Regions from separate parts of the Homo sapiens genome. Here region 2 is linked to region 1. The links are chromatin loops, found by intact Hi-C in ENCODE. Cell type or tissue: PC-9. All regions are shown on one strand. Links, peaks and the distances in the headings refer to the core of each region. The heading gives the core; the rest is flanking DNA. Region 1 overlaps LRRFIP1 (LRR binding FLII interacting protein 1). Region 2 has its middle 36 kb from the start of COPS8.

Region 1 (5,379 bases), core at 324-5,323:
TAAAAGCATTAAATGGATAACATGAAGATGGGGCTATGAATGATAAACAAAACAAAACAAAACATTTGCTTCCTTTGTAATTTAGAAGCAGAAAAATGGGACACTCCAAATTTAGCTTTTCACACTTCTCCTATTTGGATGTCTGTGAGGCCCCTTCTTCTCTTGTCCTCATTTGGACGTCCCTGAGGACCCTCTTCTCCTGTCCTCAGGTAGGAGTCTCAGTGGGACCCACAGCGGGCTGTGGAACTACAAGAGAGGGTGCACATGAGGAACGGACCCTGGAGAGAGCCCTGCACCATGAGGGTGTCTCGGGACAAGAGGCAGAGGCCGGCAGTGGTGTTACTTCTTTCTCGGCTCAGCATCCAACAAAAGACAGGTTTCTTTTTTTCTCCTTTTTTTGTTTGTTTGTTTGTTTGCAGGACTGGGTGGGGGGAAGGGTTTTTTAAACAAAGATTAACTACCTGGAGTGCTGCTTTTTTTATTTTTTGGCACATTGAAGGTTCTTATCATAAGCCCACTGAGAAGGTTACCAAGGTTGAGTTTGTCTAAAAACTCTCTGGGAAAAGCTGTCAACTAATCATGTTTTCCCCATCATGCCTTCAACCCAACTTCCCGTAGCTCAGAACTTCTTCACTTTGATTGTCAGAAAATCGGCCAAAGACATGCGCGGCAACTGCAGACCATATGTTTGATTCAGAAGATCTGAGAGATGACCTGGGACTCTGCAGTCACCGTTGTGAGCTCACACAGAGATAATTCATAATGAAGCTTGAGAAATCCTGATGGAGAGCTGCGGAGGCCACGGCTCAGCAACACCTGAGCTGCACAGACGCTGGTGCCGGGGACCTGCAGCTCAGCACAGGGGTGCAGGTGCTATGGTCAGGGTGTCAGAGAGATGGTGACCTCCAAATGACCACTTCCCATCTATGGCCCGAGTCCACGCTGGGCCAGATGCCCCTGCCCTCACCATCCGGTCCCACCAGGAAGGCTCATTAACTGCCACCTTCCCTCCTGCAAACTCCTTGTACCTTCAACTTCTCCTCCAACGACACCTGGAGCAACACTAAAACAACATAACCAGGAGTTATAGCTGGTCAGCCAGTTAAGGGATCAAATGGAATCCCACAAAATACTCGGTTAATCCAAAAGAAAGCAAAATCCAAGACCAGCTCTTAGCTCAGGGTGGCCATGTTTAAGGGTCTCCTACTCAACAGATCCAAGCTAAACCCTGCGGCCTGGCTCCCAAAGCCATCAGATGGTCTCGCCCAGCCACCCCACACCTGGGTGTTCAAAAATAAACTTTCTACTCTCATCTAACCAGTCTCCTGTGTCCCAAGAGCAGGAGTGGAAATGGGGGCAGAGAGGCCACATCCCTCAGGCCAGTGGGATGCAGTCAGGGGCAGGCTGGCCTCTCTCCCCTCTTTGCTAAATAAGCCCTTTGGGCAGGGTGGTGGTGGGGTGGTCCCTCTGCCCACTTAGCCACAGCTGCTAAGGACCCACCTGAGGCCCTGTCCAAGACCATGTGTTCACGGGCGCTTTCCACAATCCCAGCTGCTTACGGCTCTCTGCCCTGATGTCCATTCTCACGTTGGGTGCAGCCCAGCTATACCGCAGTGAAGACGGCTCTCTCCAGCTGTGGCCCATACCATCTGCAGCCCATACCATCTGCATTTGCTGATGTGTCGAAATGCACATCTAGAGTTATTTTTTCGGATGTGCATGCCACATCAGCCTAACTGTGTACTTGGAGGCACCAAGGCAGACTCCGATAAGATGAGTACCAAGGCAGACTCCGATGGGACAGATACGAAGGCAGACTCTGATCAGATGGGCACCATCTCATTTGGCAGAGCCCCAGAAGCCCTGCAGCCATGTTGAGTTGTGAGGATGATTGGAGCAATTCAAGTGTGGTTCTCAACTTCACATGGAAAGAAAAATATTCCTGAAATATTTTTCAAATCAAAATTTCAAGGCCAGGCGCGGTAGCTCCTGTCTGTAATCCCAGTACTTTGGGAGGCCGAGGTGGGCAGATCATTTGAGGTCAGGAGTTCGAGACCAACCTGGCCAACACGGCGAAACCCTGTCTCTATTAAAATTACAAAAATTAGCTGTGTGTGGTGACATGCACCTGTAATCCCAGCTACTCAGGAGGTTGAGGCAGGAGAATCTCTTGAACCCAGGAGGTAGAGGTTGCAGTGAGCTGAGATCATGCCACTGCAATCCAGCCTGGGCGACAGAGTGTAACTCTGTCTCAAAAAAAAAAAAAATAAATAAAATAAAATAAATAAAATTTCAAAGAACAAGGAAATGTGAACTATCTATCTAGCACTTAGCGTGCTGGAGAATAAATTCATTAAATCTCCTGGGCCCAAAGCCTTTTATTCCTTAGAGTAAGTTAGTTTGCTGAACAAATATTAATAAGATGAAAATAAAGAGGCTAGTTTAACTCTTGGTGGGATATGAAAATCCAGTTTAATAGACTGCCAAACTACCACTGAAAAGCCTGTGGCATGTTTGCTCCACGGTGTAAAACGTATGTTTTCTGGCTGCTGGTCAGCAATGGATAAATACTGTGGAGAAATAAATGAAGCTCCAGGAATGCATTCGTTTACCTACAAAGATATCTGAGACCGTAAAAGAAGGGCCCACCCAAGCCCTTTTTTCTTTCTGGTATTTCTTGCAAGAAAGCTGAGAAAGAAAACACACGGGGTCCACAAACCTTGATTTTGGGGGGGCAGGGCTTTAACACATCTTTGTTCTGCATGGTTTTGCTTGTAACCGTCTACATCATTTGTTTTTATAATTTGTAAAATATCAAATAAGGGAAAAAACCCCAAAAACCATAGTTTGCTGTTTTTATCATTTTAAAAAAGTCCTTGCTCCGAAGAACACAACGGACTCAAAATAAAATCTGGGCATATTTTTAAGTAGAGACCATGCAGAGAAAAACTAAAAATTAAGCTCTTGTTGAAAGGTGATGGCAAATGAACGTCTAACCTATCTCTATTTTACATAGTAGAGTAAATTTCATTTTGTGTGTCTTCCGAATGAAAAAGGATTTGTCAGCTTTCCTCAAACACAGGAAGGCTATTCAGCCCCGTGGAAAGCCACGCAGCCCCACTCGTGTCCACCAGATGGCAGTGTGTCACAGCTGCAGGGGCCGGGCCCGGACAGAAGCCGCAGGCAGCAGAGTCCACCTTAACCAAGCCCCCTTTCCTAAGCCCTAGCAGAGCCAGGTAAGGAATCAGATGTTGTGTTTCATCTTGACATAAAGCACAGCACTTCCTCCCTAAAATGATGAAGAAATGGAAGACAAGAAAGGATTCTAAACACTGTCACGGCCACTGCATGGCATGGTGTGGGGGCCTGGAGGAGGTGGGCATGGTGCAGAGAGGGGTCCAGAGGACATGGTGGCTGCAGACGGTCCAGGCTGCTCTGCCCACCCACCTTAGCCCAGGACGGGAAAGCACCGGACCCCGCAGACAGTGGCCTCCTGCACGGGAAGGGCGACAGCGCCGAACACATTGCAGCCTGTTAGCTTCATGACTCTCGTATTCTGAGTGATACTAAACATTTCAGGTCAGGGTGAAAACGTCACACTAACAGGTTTACAAAGTATGTGTGTTGTATTTTACAGCCACAGCTGAGTGTATACAGACATCATTGAAAATCTACTGGAAACAGTCACTTCTAAAACACGTCTGTGGAAGTTTAGTTTACGTCAAGTTTCCTTTCAAAAACAAATGCTTCAAGGAGCACATTAAATATTTTATTAATTCCAACTTTCTAACACTGTGTCTAAAGGAGTTTGCTATCTAGGCTCCTGTACACACGATGCCTGGTGAGGCTAAAACGCTAAGTTTTCCATGTTCCAGCTGCCTGCCATTTTCCTAAAGAAAGAATATGTGGCACCTGTTCACGTACCCAGAGAGACCCTACTCAAGGGCCCAGGTACAAAAGGAACCTGTCCTCAACACCCAGCCAGGCAACACCAGACTTGGATGGAAAAAGGGATCACCGAAGCAACATCCTTGCGAGGTCCTTCTTGAGACACAAACAAACAGCAAACACTGCTCAGAAAACACCCATTTTAAGGGTAATTTTCCTTCACATTTAAATGATAGCACAGTCCACCACTAGGGTGACGGTTTTTGGTTTTAAATCCAATAATATTTACTTTAGCCTGAATGACTTATCTTTGAACTCTGGTGTTTGTAATTCAAGACCCGTTTTTCCACCTGGTCCCTGCCCCTGCCTCTTTGTGCAACAAAAAACATGAGTCAAAATAGTGTTGTTTTTCTAGTCCAAATGGGCAGAGATCTGAGTTCATTGCTCCTGTCTTCTCTGAGTACACGAGGGAAGATATGGACCCAGGCTGCCCTTGGGACATTCCTGATGGATGTTTCAGAAACGTGATGGCTTCACCAGGTTCCCAGTGAGATTTTGGGGCCTGGATGACCCAGATCTGTTGGCTTCACTAGGTGGAGTCACTCTGCTTGGGTGTGGCCCAAGCTCTGGCCGTCAAACCTCTGGATCCCAGCTCTCTCGAGGCACCTTTGCCTCCCCTCACACCCCCGCTGCTGGGCTTCACAACGTGTGATCACCCAACAAGCATCCGTCTGCCCCTGTCTGTGCGTCCCATGAGGGCTGGGGCAAGTCTGCATTTGCTCATACAACGGCCCTGTTTCTGGAACATTCTAGGTGCTCAATAAACACTGAATGAATGAGTGAAATAACTTCCTCAAGGAGAAGATCCTGGTCGTGCTGGAGAGGAAGAAAACACAGCTCATCCACAGCATGGGAGAAGATGAGAATGAGGTGAACAGTATTCTATGCCTGTCTTGAGATGGGGCTGATGCCCTCTCTGCTTTCCCAAGGACCCTGGGAGGACCAAGTGGGTGGAGAAAACTTGAAGTCTTGTCCCTGGTGGTGGTCTCTGGACACTGAAGCATTTTCATTTTCTCGAAGTGGGACAAGCAGTCACTTCCTTCATTCTGGTTACTACTGCCCTTTAACAGCACCACCCTCCCTCCCTCCCCTCTGATGGGTGTGACACACTCACCTGTGCACCTGTATCTCCCAAACCCAGGGCGGGACTCCCTACAGAGCCTGCAGGGCTGACCCTGACTTCATATTTTTCTTGTCCTCTGTCCTCACTCATACTGGCCCTGGATACGTGTCCCTGACGAAGTCCCCGGCCTGGGAGCATTTCCCATGAGCTCTCGCTACAACAACTGTATCCCATCCCTGGCTAACCCCAGCCAAGGAGAAATAAAGTAACCATATGTTTTTTTTTTGTTTTTTTGGGGGGGTTTCTTTTTGCTTTTTAAGGGTATCATGACCCCTCTTTCCAGGGGAAGCACAAGAAGTTTATGTGCC
Region 2 (5,379 bases), core at 298-5,297, 620 kb after region 1:
ATGTACCAGTGAGGGTCACCTGCATGAGTGGAAGCAAGACCATGAGATGCAGAGGAGGCAACCAAAGGGCTGCCCTTTTTCTGCACTGGCTCCCTGGGCAGCCTGTGGTGCAGCCCTGCCCTCAGCGGCAGCTCTGAGACATCGGACATTGCCTCTGTCACTTTACAGAGTACAGACTGATTATAGTTCAGGACTTCTCCCTTCTCTCCAATGCAAACAACACACAGAAAAAACGAACGGACTTGCTATTAAGTAAGAAGGAGGGGCACAGATGTAGCTCCCAGAATCAAAGAAAGGGATCTGCATGAGCTTCCAGTGCTGCTGTAACAGCTACTACAAATGCAGTAGCTTGACAATATCACATTTATTTGCTTAAAGTTCTAAAGGGCAGAATTCAAAAATGAGTCTCACTGGGCTAAAGTCAAGGTGTCAGCAGGGACATTTCCTTCTGGAGGCTTCAGCGGAGAATCAGCTTCTTTATCTAGCATGGTTTCGAGAGGATGCCTGCATTCCTTGGCCCATGGCCCCTTTTCTGTCTTCAAAGTGCATTGCTCTGACCTCTACTCCGCTCCCATCATCACGTGGCATTCTCATTTCTCTCTATCTCCTCCTGCCACCTCTCATAAAGAACTCTGTGATTATGCAGATGACCCATGTGGATAGCCCAGGGTCTTCCTTTTTTTAAGACCCTATCCTAGTCCATTTGTGCTGCTGTAACAAAATGCCACAAACTAGGTAATTTATAAATAATAGAAATGTATTTCTCACAGTTTTGAAGACTGGGAAGTCCAAGATCAAGGTGCTGGCAGATTCAGTGTCTGGTAAGAACTTCCTCTTTGCTTCTAAGATGGCATCTTGCTTCTGTATTCTCACTTGGCAGATGGTGGAAGGGAAAGAGGGACGAACACTGTGTCCTCAAGTGGCAGAAGAGATGGAAAGGCACTTTTGTAAGGGCACAGACCCATTCATGAGGGGCTCTGCTCCATGACTTAATCACCTCCTAAAGACCCCATCTGTTAATGTTGCCACATTGGTGATTAAGCTTCAACATATGACTGTTGAGGGGGCACATTCAGGCCATGGCAGATCCTTAACTTAATCACATCTGTAAAGTCTGTTTTGCCATGTAAGGTCTCATAGTTATAGGTTCCAGGATTAGGATGGGGACATCTTGGTGGGCCACTGTTCAGTTAACCATAGGTTCCAAGGTCAGAGATTTCAGGGACTGGACTCAGACACAGATCTCAGAGTCCCTGTTGGCAGGGGTCCCTCTCTTTGTCCCCAGTTTGCTGTTTCTCTGTGCGCGTTCATGATTTACACAGTTCTTGTACCCATTTCAGATTCTCCTGGTCTCATCTGTCCTTGCCGCCAAGATGGATTATCTGCAGGAACTTGGACCAACTTCACGGAACCTTCCTTATGTTCTGTTCATACTGCCCAGACCTGCCCTGGCTTCCCTGTTGCTCCTGAGGCAGAAGAGGCCTTTGGACTTACTCGGCCCCACATCTGTACAGTCCAGAGATGCTGGGGGAATTAACACCACAAAAGGTTGACTTTAGATCAATGTGAGACAAGTATTTCAACTATGATTGTGTATTTGTCAGTGCCTCTTTGTAATTCTGTGAGTTTTTTCCTTCATTTATTTGATAACATACTGTATAATAATGCACATTTTAAATTCTCATGTCTTCCTGGTTAACATTTTTATTTAGTCCTAATGTCGTGGGCTTCTTTGCTGGGGATTATGGTGTCAGCATCCTTTTAGGGATCATTTTTCTGCCTACCACAACTATGATTAACTTTTTGCCAACAATTTTGAGAATATAGGTGAAGTGTGTATTTTCTTGGGAAAAATCTGGTTGCTTATTTTAATTGGTAATACAGTAACACTTCCTTTTTGTTGATTCTTGATCTGGGATGTAAACATTTCTTCTTTCAGTGTTCAAATTTTCTTGTCATTTCATGTTATGTGTTTCTGTTGTAAAGTGTATATATATTTGAATTTTGTTTTATCATCCAATATGAGAGTCTGTTTTGTGAGTTTAGTTTCTTTATATTTATTGAGCGGCCATTAGCTTTGATTACTTGATACTTCCTTAAGTTGTGATTTCTAATGGCCATGTTTCTTTTTCCACATTTTTTGTTTCCTTCTTTTTTCCTTTTACTCCCTTAATGGTTTCAGAGTCACACACATTCTCTTGTCTACTGTATTATGTTCAGTATATTTGGCTCCTCTCTCTGCAGAGCTTCTGCTTCAGGAGGATTAGACTTACTGGCTCTATTGAGCCAGCCATAGCTGACTTTCTCTGGCTGATGAAACATATGTGAAAGTGACGGTGTCACTTCCAAAGAGAAGCAACAAGAGCCAGCACGTGGCTCCCCAGGTCTCTTCTCCCTCTGCTGAGTGGCACAGAGAGGCTGCTGGGTGGCCGGCATCCTAGAGTGATGCTGACAGAGAAGACGGCCTCTGCTGACCCCCAGTGGACAGGCAGCAGAAGCGTAAAAGAAACATTTGCTAGTAGTGTAAAGCACCAAGATCTGCAGGCCATTTGTTAGCGCAGCGTGGCTTAGCTTATCCTGACTGGTATGGTAGTTCCGATAAGCAAGTAGGAGGATTTTAAATGCCTTTATTTCACAATCATCTTAGATTGCTAGTTTAGACCGCTAAACTTTTAAATATAATTCAAGTGCTCTACAATGACTTTTCTGCTTCTAATAAATGTTTGACTATATTAAAATTGTTTATCAAAAATAAATTTGAAACTGTTCAATAAAAAGAGATTGATAGTTTAGATAAGGGTAGGGTTCTAGATTTACAGTGATTTTCATTCATCCCTGAATCTCAAATACCTTTCCAATAGCTACCACTAATATTAACTGTTATGATTACTTATTGGCTGCTTCCTAAGAACCCATCACTTTGCTAAGAGCTCCACATTGTTTTCTCATTTAATCCTCACAACAACCCAATTTAGCAATTGAGGAAACTATGACTTAGTGGCAGTTAAGGAACATATATATGAGCACAGCTAGTCAATATTAATAGCAGAGCAAGAACTCAAAGTCAGGGCTGCCTGATTTCAAAATTGTGTGCCATGCTGTTGTACCAATAAGCCCCTTCCATGGTACTCCACTGAAGAACAATGTGTGCCAATGCAAAGCAAATCTAGATCACAGTTGTTATTTCTATGATCACTCATCAAATATATACTTGCCCCTGTCTCCCATTATGAGTGGAGTCTACTTCCCTGCCCTGTGGGTTTTTCCCTTGTTCCTGTGCTTACACAGAGCATGGGATGTCAGCAGTCTTGTGAGGGGAGGATTGGCACAGGGCTGTGAGGTTTAGCTTGCCCTCCAGTGCATGGCTGATCCACTGGGAGAAGAATGTGGCCAGACAGCTGTGGAGCAAAACTGAACCCAGAATAGAGCTCAGAGTCAAGTCCCCCTGAAGGTTAGGCTGAAGTTGAGCCATCCATATCCTGCCCCATCAGCCAAGCCGTGGCTCTTGTGCTCACCCATGAGCATGAGAATACAGCTTTTTGTTGTAAGCCATTGAGTTTTGCCTCCTTTACAAATGTTATTTTAATTTTTTAAGTAGCACAGTAATGATTATTCCTGTTCCCAAAATGTTTTGTCACATCCTAGATTACTTCTTTAGAAAGATGACTAAGAGAAAAATTACTGGGCCCAGTGAATGGGATTCTTGAGGCATTTAATATGCTCCTTTCATCTGAACGTTTGACACTAAGGATTTCAAGATGTCTCTGTTTTCTTTCTGAAACTTCATGTCTAAGTGATCATTATTATCCATGGCCTCAGGCTCAAGGAAGCTCTCTGATTTCTTTCCTCTGTGTCAGTCGGTGAGAGAACTAAGACCACTAAGGTCACTGGCTTTGCCTTGATGCATCCACCATGCCACTGCGGGAACCTAGGCAAGCAAACACCTCACTTCCGCCATTTACAAAATGGAGACACCCAGCCCCATAGTTTTGCGAGGATGAAGTCACATATATTGAGAACACAGCAGTGTACTAAACTAAAATAAAGAACTTAATTCAAGCAATACATACACAGGCAAAAAATCACCAGCTCTCCGAGTTGGAGTCTCTCTTCCCCTTCTGATGACGAAAGGACTAATGACCACAACCTACTGGTGCACCTGGCATATCCACACCTGACTCCCAGCAGCTGCTGTCAGGGTGGACGTGAAGGCCAAAGGCTGGGGCTGAGCAATTTAGCATGTGGTTCTTTGAGAAATCTCACAAAAGCTTCTTTTATCACTTGAGGACACATCACCATCATCACCATCAGAGATGACCATTAGTTTTCATTAATGGCATTAATATATTAATATATTTCCCCACTTGCTTTACAAAAAATATGGAAGGTAGTTACCAAAAAACATTCAGGAGAAAGAGAATTAAGTACAAGAGCTGGGTGTGTGGGCAGTAAGTAGAGGGAAAGGGGAGCTGGCAAGTTGAACAAGAAGGAAAATGAATGCCACGTGCCTGTGAACAGCTGCTGGGCTCTGTATTCAGTTTGAGCTCTCTACAAGCCAAGGCAAAATGATGGAAGTAACCAATTGTAAGATACACAGTATCCACAAGGCCCTCTCTTGACACCCATATCAGAGAGCAATTTCTCACTTAAAACATTACTTGGTGATACAGGGCACAGCCCTTTCCATATTTCAGTAGAATACACGAGTCGTTTTCTCTGCCTCCTTCTCATACTGTCGCCCCAGAGGCACAGGCCCCAAGCAAGTGCACAGTGAGGGCTGAAATGGAGAGACTGTAAATCCTCAGAGCTGCTGCCCCAAGCATCAGGGTGCTCAAGAATCACTGGGGTCTTGTTAAATGCAGATTTGATTCAGTGTGTCTGGACTGGGGCTTCCAGGCGATGCCCAACTTGTGGTCCAGGAAGCACACTTTGAGAATATTTTTCACAACTGAACCTTTCATAAAACCTGGATACAGAGTGTTTGGGGTTAATTTTCTGATGAGAGCTGGGTGCTCTCACATTCTATGCGGCAGTCAAAGGCAGGGCCACATGGTTTGAATGTGCAGGGCCAACCTAACGGTCTCTGATGATATTAACAGGCTGGACCAGGGCTGGAGCTTGCAGCTAAAGCCACTGCACTTCTCCAAGCAGAGGGGCCATGGCACTGCTCACCCCCTAGCCATTCCCTTATGCCAACACTGCAGGTGACCGGCTTTTATTCTTAGTCGATGTCCAGGATAATTTTGTTAGGTTTTGTATATTTTAATTTTTGCTTAAATTTAGCATACATGTGGATTTGATCATTTAAACTGGTGAGTGACAAGTGTGTGACAAGCCCCTAAAATAACGCCTTGGCTGGGTCTTTTAAATAATTTTTGT

Evidence for each region. Peaks named below come from ENCODE experiments on the same cell type or tissue, not always from the same donor. Only the 100,000 strongest peaks of a DNase experiment are listed, where the experiment ranks them.
Region 2: a loop joins it to region 1, with 3 times the contacts of the local background. A loop is called at or near these places in 3 of 110 quality-filtered maps.

The regions. Positions count from the first base shown.
Region 1 is chr2:237,742,951-237,748,329 of GRCh38, reverse strand. All of the region lies in intron 11 of LRRFIP1 (LRR binding FLII interacting protein 1), which reads right to left. Among named protein-coding and RNA genes, the nearest start is that of RBM44, 53 kb to the left of the region's middle. RefSeq lists enhancers at 3,377-3,426, 3,393-3,918. In PC-9, for the core only: CTCF peaks have their summits at 2,908, 3,111 (motif pointing right) and 4,051; a DNase peak (open chromatin) is centred at 4,309; H3K4me3 peaks cover 473 bases; H3K27ac peaks cover 1,589 bases.
Region 2 is chr2:237,119,495-237,124,873 of GRCh38, reverse strand. No RefSeq gene overlaps it. Among named protein-coding and RNA genes, the nearest start is that of COPS8, 36 kb to the right of the region's middle. In PC-9, for the core only: CTCF peaks have their summits at 2,287 and 2,492 (motif pointing left); a DNase peak (open chromatin) is centred at 2,343; H3K27ac peaks cover 547 bases.